2 separate regions of the Homo sapiens genome follow, and region 2 is linked to region 1. A link is a contact called in ENCODE Hi-C or POLR2A ChIA-PET data. All regions are on one chromosome and are shown on one strand. Each heading gives the region's core, a stretch centred on a gene start or an enhancer-like site at or near the end of the contact. The rest is flanking DNA. Distances are from core to core; before and after follow the strand shown.

The links. A loop is a pair of places that touch in the nucleus more often than their neighbours do. ChIA-PET counts read pairs that join two places held with the same protein, here RNA polymerase II (POLR2A). Pooled maps may share reads with other maps.
Region 2: a loop to region 1 is called in a pooled map, with 7 times the contacts of the local background. The contact joins two enhancer-like sites. A Hi-C loop is called at or near these places in 1 of 168 maps with a recorded cell type or tissue (IMR-90) and 3 of 50 pooled maps. POLR2A ChIA-PET finds 5 or more read pairs at or near these places in 5 of 52 experiments (A673, AG04449, BJ and 2 more).

What each region holds. Positions count from the first base shown.
Region 1 is chr3:8,551,677-8,556,497 of GRCh38, reverse strand. All of the region lies in intron 4 of LMCD1 (LIM and cysteine rich domains 1), which reads right to left. Among named protein-coding and RNA genes, the nearest start is that of LINC00312, 18 kb to the left of the region's middle. Within about 2 kb of position 1,302, at least 11 of the 41 ENCODE cell types and tissues checked have a DNase peak (open chromatin) inside an H3K27ac peak, as active enhancers do.
Region 2 is chr3:8,459,783-8,464,403 of GRCh38, reverse strand. The region is part of intron 3 of LMCD1-AS1 (LMCD1 antisense RNA 1); the gene reads left to right. Among named protein-coding and RNA genes, the nearest start is that of LMCD1-AS1, 40 kb to the left of the region's middle. Within about 2 kb of position 3,048, at least 2 of the 41 ENCODE cell types and tissues checked have a DNase peak (open chromatin) inside an H3K27ac peak, as active enhancers do.

The DNA of each region.
Region 1 (4,821 bases), core at 53-2,552:
TTTGTTTTTTGAAATTTTTGTTTTTGTCTGTAATCCACAGTAGCAAATACATTACACGTCCTGATCCAACACACACACACATACACACACACACTCCTGAAAAAAAAAAGCTTCCTGGAAAAATATTTACTACTCCTGAAACACTCTTCCCTTTTCAGTTAAAAAAAATTCTGGTTGTAGTCCACTAAATTGATGTATTACCCACTGACGGATTGTGACCTGAAGTTTGAAAACACTGTTTAACTTTGCTAAGAGTGTCTTTTAATTCCCTTGTTTGTAAAAAGGAGGATGATATACTTTGTAGGATAATTCTTAGGATTAAGTAAAATAACATGCAAAATATCTGGCACAGTGCCTGGCATAACCTAGGTAGTCAATGAATGGGAGATGACAGCATCATCATCATCGTCATCATTTAGCTCATATTAGCAAAACAAAATTGAGTAAAACCAAAGAGATTAATAAAAAGCTAAAACTATTCTTTATGATTCTTCCAGTTCAGGGGTCAGCAAACTGCATCCATCTGTGGGCCAAATCTAGCCCACCGCCTGTTTATGTAAATACAGTTTGATTGGAACACAGCCAGGGTCATCTGTTTAGATATTGCCTATGGCGGCTTTAGTGCTTCAAGAGCTGTGTTAATTAGTCGTGACAGAGACCATGTGGCCTGAAAAACCTTCAATATTCACTATATGCCCTGTACAGAAAAAGTTTACCAATCCCTGTTTTAATCAATGGAATAATATGCAGCCCACTCAAAAAAAAAAAAAAAAAAAAAAAAGCTCGTTGAAGGCCATGTGGCAACATGGAAAAGTATTTATAGTATAGTATAAAAAGTGGGAGAAAGGGAAGTTTCTTTGGAACAAAAAAAAAGATCTCCCTGAAAGTCACTAAAGTATCTCCACTGCAAAGCAAGAGGCAGGCAGATGCCGAGAAGCTGGTAACCATAGTGATTTTGCGGCTGCCCCCAGGCTCCTGCCCATGGTGCCTGAGCCAGGGGTGGCGGGACTGTGGGGAGCAGGGATTCCTCTGGGTGAATGACCCCAGGCTTGTCTCTGGGCCTCTTACCCTCCTGTCCTCCAGCTCAGATGGGGCTCACTAAGTGGGGAGGAGTGGCAGTTTCAAATTCCCAAGTGGGGCTGGCAGGAAAGCCAGCCAGCCTGCCTGCCGAGCCCACAAGCCAAACATCTGCTTAGACAAAGACTTGGAAGTCCCTTGCCCACAAATATGTCCTTCTATTGGGGCTGGAGTTGGGCTGAGCCGCCAGCTGCTGTAAGTTTCCATCTGAAAAGCAGACCTTTGGCGGGGGGGAGGGAGGGGACGGAGGCCTCCCGTCCCCCTCTCAGCATTCTTGTGGGGAAATGGGGCAGAGGGGTCAGACTGTGCTCCCAGGATCCTGGAGGATGATTTCGGACCATATTCACGCGTTTTTATGACTGTGGGGAACATCTTCACTTCTCTCAATGGGCTGTCCTCCTCTTAAGTTTGCTCTTTTGGGGCAGTCACTTGGCCTGAGGAAGGAGTGGTTGGGGAAGGGGCAAGACGGGGAGGCGCCCGGCAGGAATGGTAAATGCTAAAGAGTAGAGATCACATTAAAGGCTATGCTCTGGCTTTCTTTCCCCTTTCTTCAGTTACAAGTTCGGGGTGTGGAGAAAGGCGGAAATTCCTGGGCAAAATGACCATACCCGGGAAATCTGTGTATTTAATTTCTGAGAAAATATTCAGCGAGCTCTCTAAACGCAAGGCAATGGCTTGGTGGAGCTGCTAAGAGTCAGAACATGAAGATCATTGCCCACCCAGCTCAGGGGCCCATCAGTTCCATCCAGGTGGGGAGCGCAGGGCTTGGAGAGTGCGCGAGGGGCTCCCACCAGCCTGGTGTGAATGGGTCCAGGTTGCTGGAGTCGGCAGCTCCCTGGCCACGGAGATCTCTGATACTCAAAAGGCCCACAAGAACCCACAGTGGGTGGAACTGGGGGTGGACATGGGAATCCTTTCATTGTTCTCAGTACGCAGATAAGAGGCTCCCAAATGCTCAGTGGGCTGAGCTGCAAGCTACCCCATACACGGCTGCCCACCCTGGAGAACCTAAACACTCACATATATATCCCCTGGCATGGTCGGACCCACCCTGCCGAGGCCCCACCCCAACACGGCTTCAGACTTCACTCTGCCGGTGAAGCAGAAGGACTGGGGATTGAACCGAAGCCCCGCTCTCATCAGCACGTGGGGTAACCTCACTGCGCCCCAGGGTCCTCATCTGCGAAATGGGTATCACAACCCCAACCTCTCTCACTGGTTGTTACCAAGAGTTAAAGAGGTTTATTACTTGGGAGGTTGAGGCGGGAGGATGGTTTGAACCCGGGAGTTTGTGGCTGCAGTGAGCTATGATCCTGCCACGGCACTCCAGCCTGGGTGAGAGAGTGAGAGCCGTGTATCTAAAAAAATAAAAATAAAGAGATTGAGACCTTACACAGTGCCTGCTGCAGCCTCACAGTTTCCCCTTTCTTCCCTTGATTCTCAACTTGTCTTCTTTCCTACCCTCCATCCCCGCACAATGGGACATGTGAGGAAAAGAGGGAGACTAAATATTTTTGAATTGTATTGGCCTCACTGATGGAAAAGGGCTCGCTTCTTCAGGGGTGACAGTGGGTGCAGTAGCATCTGGCACTGGGATTTTTCAGGCTTGGTATTGCCCCATGAAGAGGGCAACTCTGACAACTTGGTGGCCGGAGGACCTTCCCATGATATCCTGCCTCTCCTAACCTCAGTGTAATAATAACACTTTCAGAGGACTGCCCTGAGGTAGGCATGGACAGCCACAGCTTTTGGTTCATTTCTGAAGTGGACCGAGGTGCCAAGGCTAATTTTAGGTGGCCCCGTCTCGTCAGTAGGGCCCGTCTGCTGGCCTGGGGTTGGGAAGCTGGGGGTGGGGTCAGATTCTGCTCACTGTGTTCAGATCTGTGTAACTGACAGCCCCGGCCATGCAGGTGGGCTGGGCTCAGACAGCAGTGTGTCCTGCAACCTGGCCACCACTGTTATCTGGGCTCACTCAGAACATGGCCCCTTAGTAGGAATTCCATACAGGCATTTTTGCAATAACGCTTCTCTGGTGTGGACATTTTTTTCCAATGAGGATGGTTAGGTGGGGGGCTGGGTGGGAGAACTTGGCAGGCTGACCCTGCCATTGCTCCAATAGGCCACCTCCCAAGGACTCAGAGGAAGGACGTCCCCCAGCAGGTGGACAAGGTGGGAGGGAGCCGAGGGAGCTCACAGCTGGTGTGTGTGTCGGGGGGTGGGTGTAGGGGAAAGTGGGGCCCTGGCCTCAGATTGCAGAGACTTAGTGTCATCAGGGATGGGGGCCGTCAAGGTAGGTTACAGAGCATAGTGTGGTAGATTCTGCACCTGTGCTTCCAGAGCTCTCCAGGAACAGGGAGGGTTATGCAGTATTCTCAAAGGTGGGCTCGCTTGGGGTAATCCACCCCCTATCCCACATAAATAAATACATACATAACCTTGGGAGGCTGAGGCGGGTGGATCACGAGGTCAGGAGATCGAGACCATCCTGGCTAACACGATGAAACCCCATCTCTACTAAAAATACAAAAAATTAGCCGGGCATGGTGGCAGGTGCCTGTAGTCCCAGCTACTCGGAAGGCTGAGGCAGGAGAATGGCGTGAACCTCGGAGGCGGAGCTTGCAGTGAGCCGAGACTGTGCCACTGCACTCCAGCCCGGGCGACAGAGTGAGACTCCATCTCAAAATACATACATACATAGAGCCAGCAGGCCAAATACATCTGGAAAATGCCCATGTTACCATCTAGACTCTCACTATAGGCCAAATTGGTGATATCATTTCTGTTGAGCTCACATGTAAGGCACTTTTTAACACTGTTAGCAGCGGTCCTCAAAGTGTAGCCCCAGACCAGCATCACCCGAGGACTTGTTAGCAATGCACATGCTAAGGCTCCACCCCACACCTACTGATAAGCTCTGGAAGGGGACCCAGCCTTCTGGAGTTGAACAAGCCTTCCAGGTGATTTCAGTGTAAGGACCACAGCATAGGCCTACTAAAGGCTCTGAGAAGTTCTGCTGTAAAGAAACTCACGTAGTTTCATGTTCACTCTAACGTCTCCTGAGCCAGCCACATGATCCTTTTATGGTCCAGAATATCTGGTAGCTCTCCCAGGAATAAGCTTTGGGAAATGGGAAAGAACATAGACTTGATTTTAGGCAGACGTTCAACTGAATCCCAGTTCTGAGGCCCAGCAGCCTGGGGAGGCACAGCCACTTCACATCTTGGGGCAGTTGTAAGCTTTAAATCAGATACTTGCTTAGTCCTGTCCTTGGTTCAGGCAATGCCCACGGACTTGCTGACAGTAACGACAAACACAACGAACACGATTAAGATGATAAACAGGCAGGTGTTACCGATACAGTTCCCGTATGTTCATGTCTCTTTTTGCCCTTCGTTTTTCTCCCGTTAATCTCTGTTCGGTTTTGGGGTGTCAGGCTGAGTCCTACAATTTCTTCCCCACACCTTTATTCTCAAGTTGAATGCCTGGACCACTTCTTGCAAAAATCATTGCCCTTTACCAGGGGAGCAGAAGTCAGGCTTCCTGCCTGATGCTTGGCTCTGGTAATTGTTCTATGCTGCCCTTTTATGAGAAAGGAGAGGGTGCAAGCATACAGGGCAGCCAGCACACACGTCCACTTGATGTGAATGCTGGTGAGGCAAGGCAGACGGGTCAGGGAGTGCAGCCCACACCCACTCCTAATGGCGGGGTTGCTGGGAACACACTGTCTGTGGCCTGTCAGCCTAT
Region 2 (4,621 bases), core at 1,799-4,298, 94 kb after region 1:
GAGCAAGCCAGTTTATTTTTCAAGCCTTACAAGGAGCCCTAGAATCTCAAAATGGAAGGAGTCTTCATTTACTTACTTATTCATTCTTTCATTCATCAAATCTTATTTGAGCATCTGCCATGTTTCAGAAATGGTTGGGTGTTCAGGTAAAAAGATGAATTTGACATGATTCCCATTACCACAAAGATTATGGTCTAGGAGGCAGCTTAATAAAACAATTCTATAATTGCATCCAACTGGAAATTGTGAAAAATATGATGAAAGAGAAGTACATGGTTCTATGAAAGCACTTAATAAGGAAGTCTGACTCAGATTATAGGGGTTATGATCAAAGGAAGGCTTCCTTCGGAAGTGTGGTTTGAGTAGTGAGATAGAGAATGAAGGTGGGAGGAGATAGGAGTCCAGGTACAACAGCATGTGCAAGGCCTAAAGGTCAAAAATACTACGGCTTAAGAGTGGGATGAAGATCAGAGTGACTGGGTTATTGAGTTCAAGTGAGAGGATAGGATAAAAAGAGATTGGAGAACGGGCACGGTCCCTCACACCTGTAATCCCAGCACTTTGGGAGGTCAAGGGGGGATCACGAGGTCAGGAGTTCAAGACCAGCCTGGCCAAGATGGTGAAACCCCATCTCTACTAAAAAATACAAAAGAATTGGCTGGGTGTGGTGGCGGGCACCTGAAATCTCAGGTACTCGGGAGGCTGAGGCAGAAGGAGAGAATTGCTTGAACCCGGGAGGCAGAGGTTGCAGTGAGCCGAGATCGTACCACTGCACCCCAGCCTGGGTGACAGAGTGAGATTTTGTCTCAAAAAAAAGAGAGAGAGAGAGAGATTGGAGAGGTAGGCTCAGTTCCGGAGGGTCTTGTCAGCGCATGAGAACAATGAGAAAGCACAAAATGTTTCTAAACACCATAATAACATTATCAATGTTGTTGTTATAATAGAGTTTCTGTGGAGGATAGTATGGGCAGCAAAAAAAGTGGGTGAAGTATGGGGCTCGGGAGTTCAGGTATGTCATTTCAACAGTCAAGGGGAGAGATGATGGTGACTTGGCCTAGGATGGAGGTATTGAAGAGAGAAGTGGAGACATTCAATTCCAGGGAGATTTAGGAGGCTTCATTGACAGGGCTTGGATATATGTATTTTTTTCCTTTAGAGAAGGGAGAAGAGGCACCAGAGATGAATTCCAGATTCATCACTTGTGTGAATAAATGGATGTTAATCCGTTCATTGACACTGGGGACACTGAAAAAAGACCAGATTTGTGGAGTTCATAAGTCAGCTTAGGCTAGATTATGCTGAGATAACAAATGACGCCCAGAGCTCAGTGGCTTACAGAAACAAAGGTTTATTTCTTTCTTGTGCTCTATGGCCACATGGATCAGTTGTACCTCTTTTCCATATCATTTTTACTCTGGCATCCATGATGATGGAGTAGAGGCATCTAAGAGGGTAAAGGAGAAAGAAGTAGGGCAACCACATGCTGGTTCTTAAATCTTTGGGGATGACACACATCCCTTTTTAGATTTCCTAGTACAAATCTAATCACATAGCCATGCCTGGGTATACAATCCTCTTATAGGTAGGGACACCCCAGGATGGGTGAAAAGTATTTTGAACTACAATAAAATTTACCAAAGGGAAATCTAACCTTCTCATCTGTAAAATGAGGATGATAATAGCATTTACTTCATAGGGTTCTTGTGATGAATTGAGTGAATTAATGCATGTATAGTGCTTAGGGCATTCGTACAATATAACCTGTGTCTCAGAAAGGAAAAAGAATTTGCCTAGCAATACCTGTTATATAACACCTGCTTCACCTAACTCCTGGATGTGTGGTAAGAATAAAATTCCATCTGACAAACATTTACTGGTTATACAATATGTATATACTCAGTGCTGGGCTGGGTTCTGGAGATTCAGATGAGAAGACCTTCCTTTTAAGGTAAGGAGAAGTGAGGCAAAGACATGGTCAATAAGTAAAACACCCAGGGGTCATGAACAGTGCTACGTCAGAGTGGCCAGCTCGGGACTTTTATATTTTTCTTTGGATGAGGAAACATGTCTGAAATCCCCAAGATTTCTCAGAAGTGTTGATCCTTGAGCTGGATCTTAAAACCTGAAAGGTCTCATCAGATAAGCAATGAGGGAAGGGCATTCTAGGAAGAGAGAACAGCATGTGCACTCACGGAGCCAGAGCTGCCTAGTACATTTGTAAATTTCACATGATGGGATGAAGTGGACATGAATGCCCATCTCTCCCCAGCCTGGGACTCATTCAAGCCATCATTGATTGATTGGCAAACCTAATGATCTTTGCTGAATGATTAGGCCAACCTAATGATCTGGTTTCACTGAAACCTCTCAGCTGGTGACCTGGCTCTCATTTTGTTCAGTGGGATGTTTGAACTGGAGGAGAGGTGGGGAGAAAGAGTTAACTTCAACTGGAGAGCAGTTTTGAGATAAAGGGGCTGGGGGTAGAGATACATTTAACAATTATTAAAGGGAAAGGAACTTTGAAGAAATGTTATAAAAGGCACTTTGAAGGCACATTTGGCTAAGGATGTATAGTACAATTCCCATCCTCAGTCTTCTCCATAGACCTTCAGCAAAATTTTACTTCATTGTCCAAATGCTATAGGGAATAGATTTGTGTGTCTATGTATTTGTGTGTTTGTGTGTGTTAGCATGTGTGTGTTTGGAATAAGGTGATACATTAAATTTGACTGTAATGCAATGGTAACCTGGCCAACAAGGTCCAGGTATCTTTGAGTCACAGGCTAAACAGCTCAGTATTGTTATAATACAGGCAGTGTTAGTATATGAAAATATGGAAGCAGTCAAGACTATTGTGAATGGCTTTGAACATCAAACCAAGAACTTCAACTTGAGCACCCAAAGTTAAAAACTTGACAAGCATACAGAACTAATGTTGTATGGTGGACTAAAGAAGTAGAACTACAGTCCTTTGGTAAAGGTGACTAAGTGTCCTCACATGCCCTCAAGAGGAACTGCCAACACTGGTGTGATTGTGGAATGAGAGAAAAAGGGGGAGAAATTGGTGCAGTTTCAAGATAAATAGTATTGCTTAAAAAAATAGCAACCACAACACAGTCTTGCCATGATATCTCTATGTGGTGTTGCCATGGAAAGAGCTATTTTCATTGGATGTGAGAGCAGGAAGCCATATAAAACAGAGAGAAATGGCCAGAATGCAAGCTTGAAATATCCCTGGGCTGCCACAACTTAGCAGCATTTTCTAAACAGGGCACTTTCTTTGTGTTTAGATGATAGGAATGAGAAAAATGAAAGGTCCCAATGATCTATTCCTTCCATTTTCCCACTGAAAAGAAAGTATGCCTAAAATCCATGGAATGAGGGAGATATTCCAAGTAAATGACAATTTGCTGAATGAAGAATGATCCCTAATGGCGAGTCTGTGACCTCATGCCCATCACCGACTTCCCTTTCCAACGTCCACCACCATCTTTAAATGATGTGCATATCTCATTGCCCTCTTTTTAAATGTATGCATTAAAATTATTTAAACAGTTGTGGTTGACTTTTTAATGGATATTTTAAGGGGCATGTTAAGGGGCTCCAGTGAGATCCAAAAGATTAATGAGGACATACAGATCTTTCCAATAAAAACATGTTTTTAAACATTCATAATATTGGGAAAAAAATAAAGCATAGTCAGAACTTGGAATGAGATGCTGGAGCCACCGTAGGTTTCTGATAAAATGATTAGTGCCCTAGAGAGTGGTGAAGTTTTGGGTTGGAACAGGAATTTGTAGAGTCTTGGGACTCGGAGCTGAGGGCTCCTGTTGAATGCACCAGAAACCAGGGAGGCAAATAATATTTTGTTATCATGATTGGCTCCCCTGTGGCCCTGTGGTCATGACCTTAAAGTTGACACAGTCCCTGAGGCTGAAGAAGGGAAGGGTTGTCCGTTTTAGGCAGCAAAAAGCTAGGGCATTAAGTCTTGTGTTTTCTGAACAACATGTGGGGAAAACAAACCTCAGCATGAGAAGGGAACGTGAAGACGCACCCATTCCAGAGAGAGACACAGATACCAACCAAATGTTAGTTTCCTGCCAGTTTTGAGCGATTGCTCCTAGTAACCTCTTGATTCCTCATATTAATAAACATTGGTTAGAAGGGCAAAGTGCACAGACTAGAACTCGACTGAAAACAATTCGGTTTGGTGTGGGAACGTGGGGTGTGATTATTTTCTCATGGATGATATTTCTTCTTAAATTTTTGCTTGTGACACAAGCCACGTGGGTTTGCTTTTTCTGGATAGCTGCAAGTCAAGGAAAAGGGGTAGAGAAGCCACTTGAATTCCTGGGAAATGTTGTAATGATATCCAATTTAATTTGACACATTTTTATTGAGTACCTACTATGCTCCACAGAAAATGCAAGGCATGATAACATAAAGAGAAGAAGCAAGTAGTCCCTTCTTGAAGAACTCACAGCCTATTGGTACAGATACATCCAGAAATGAGTATGGTTGATGCTAGAATCCTAAAACAATAATGTGAGGTGCCAGGACTGGGCATTTTGTATACATTTGATCTCATTTAGTTCTCAAAGAAATTCTGTGTTAGTACTAT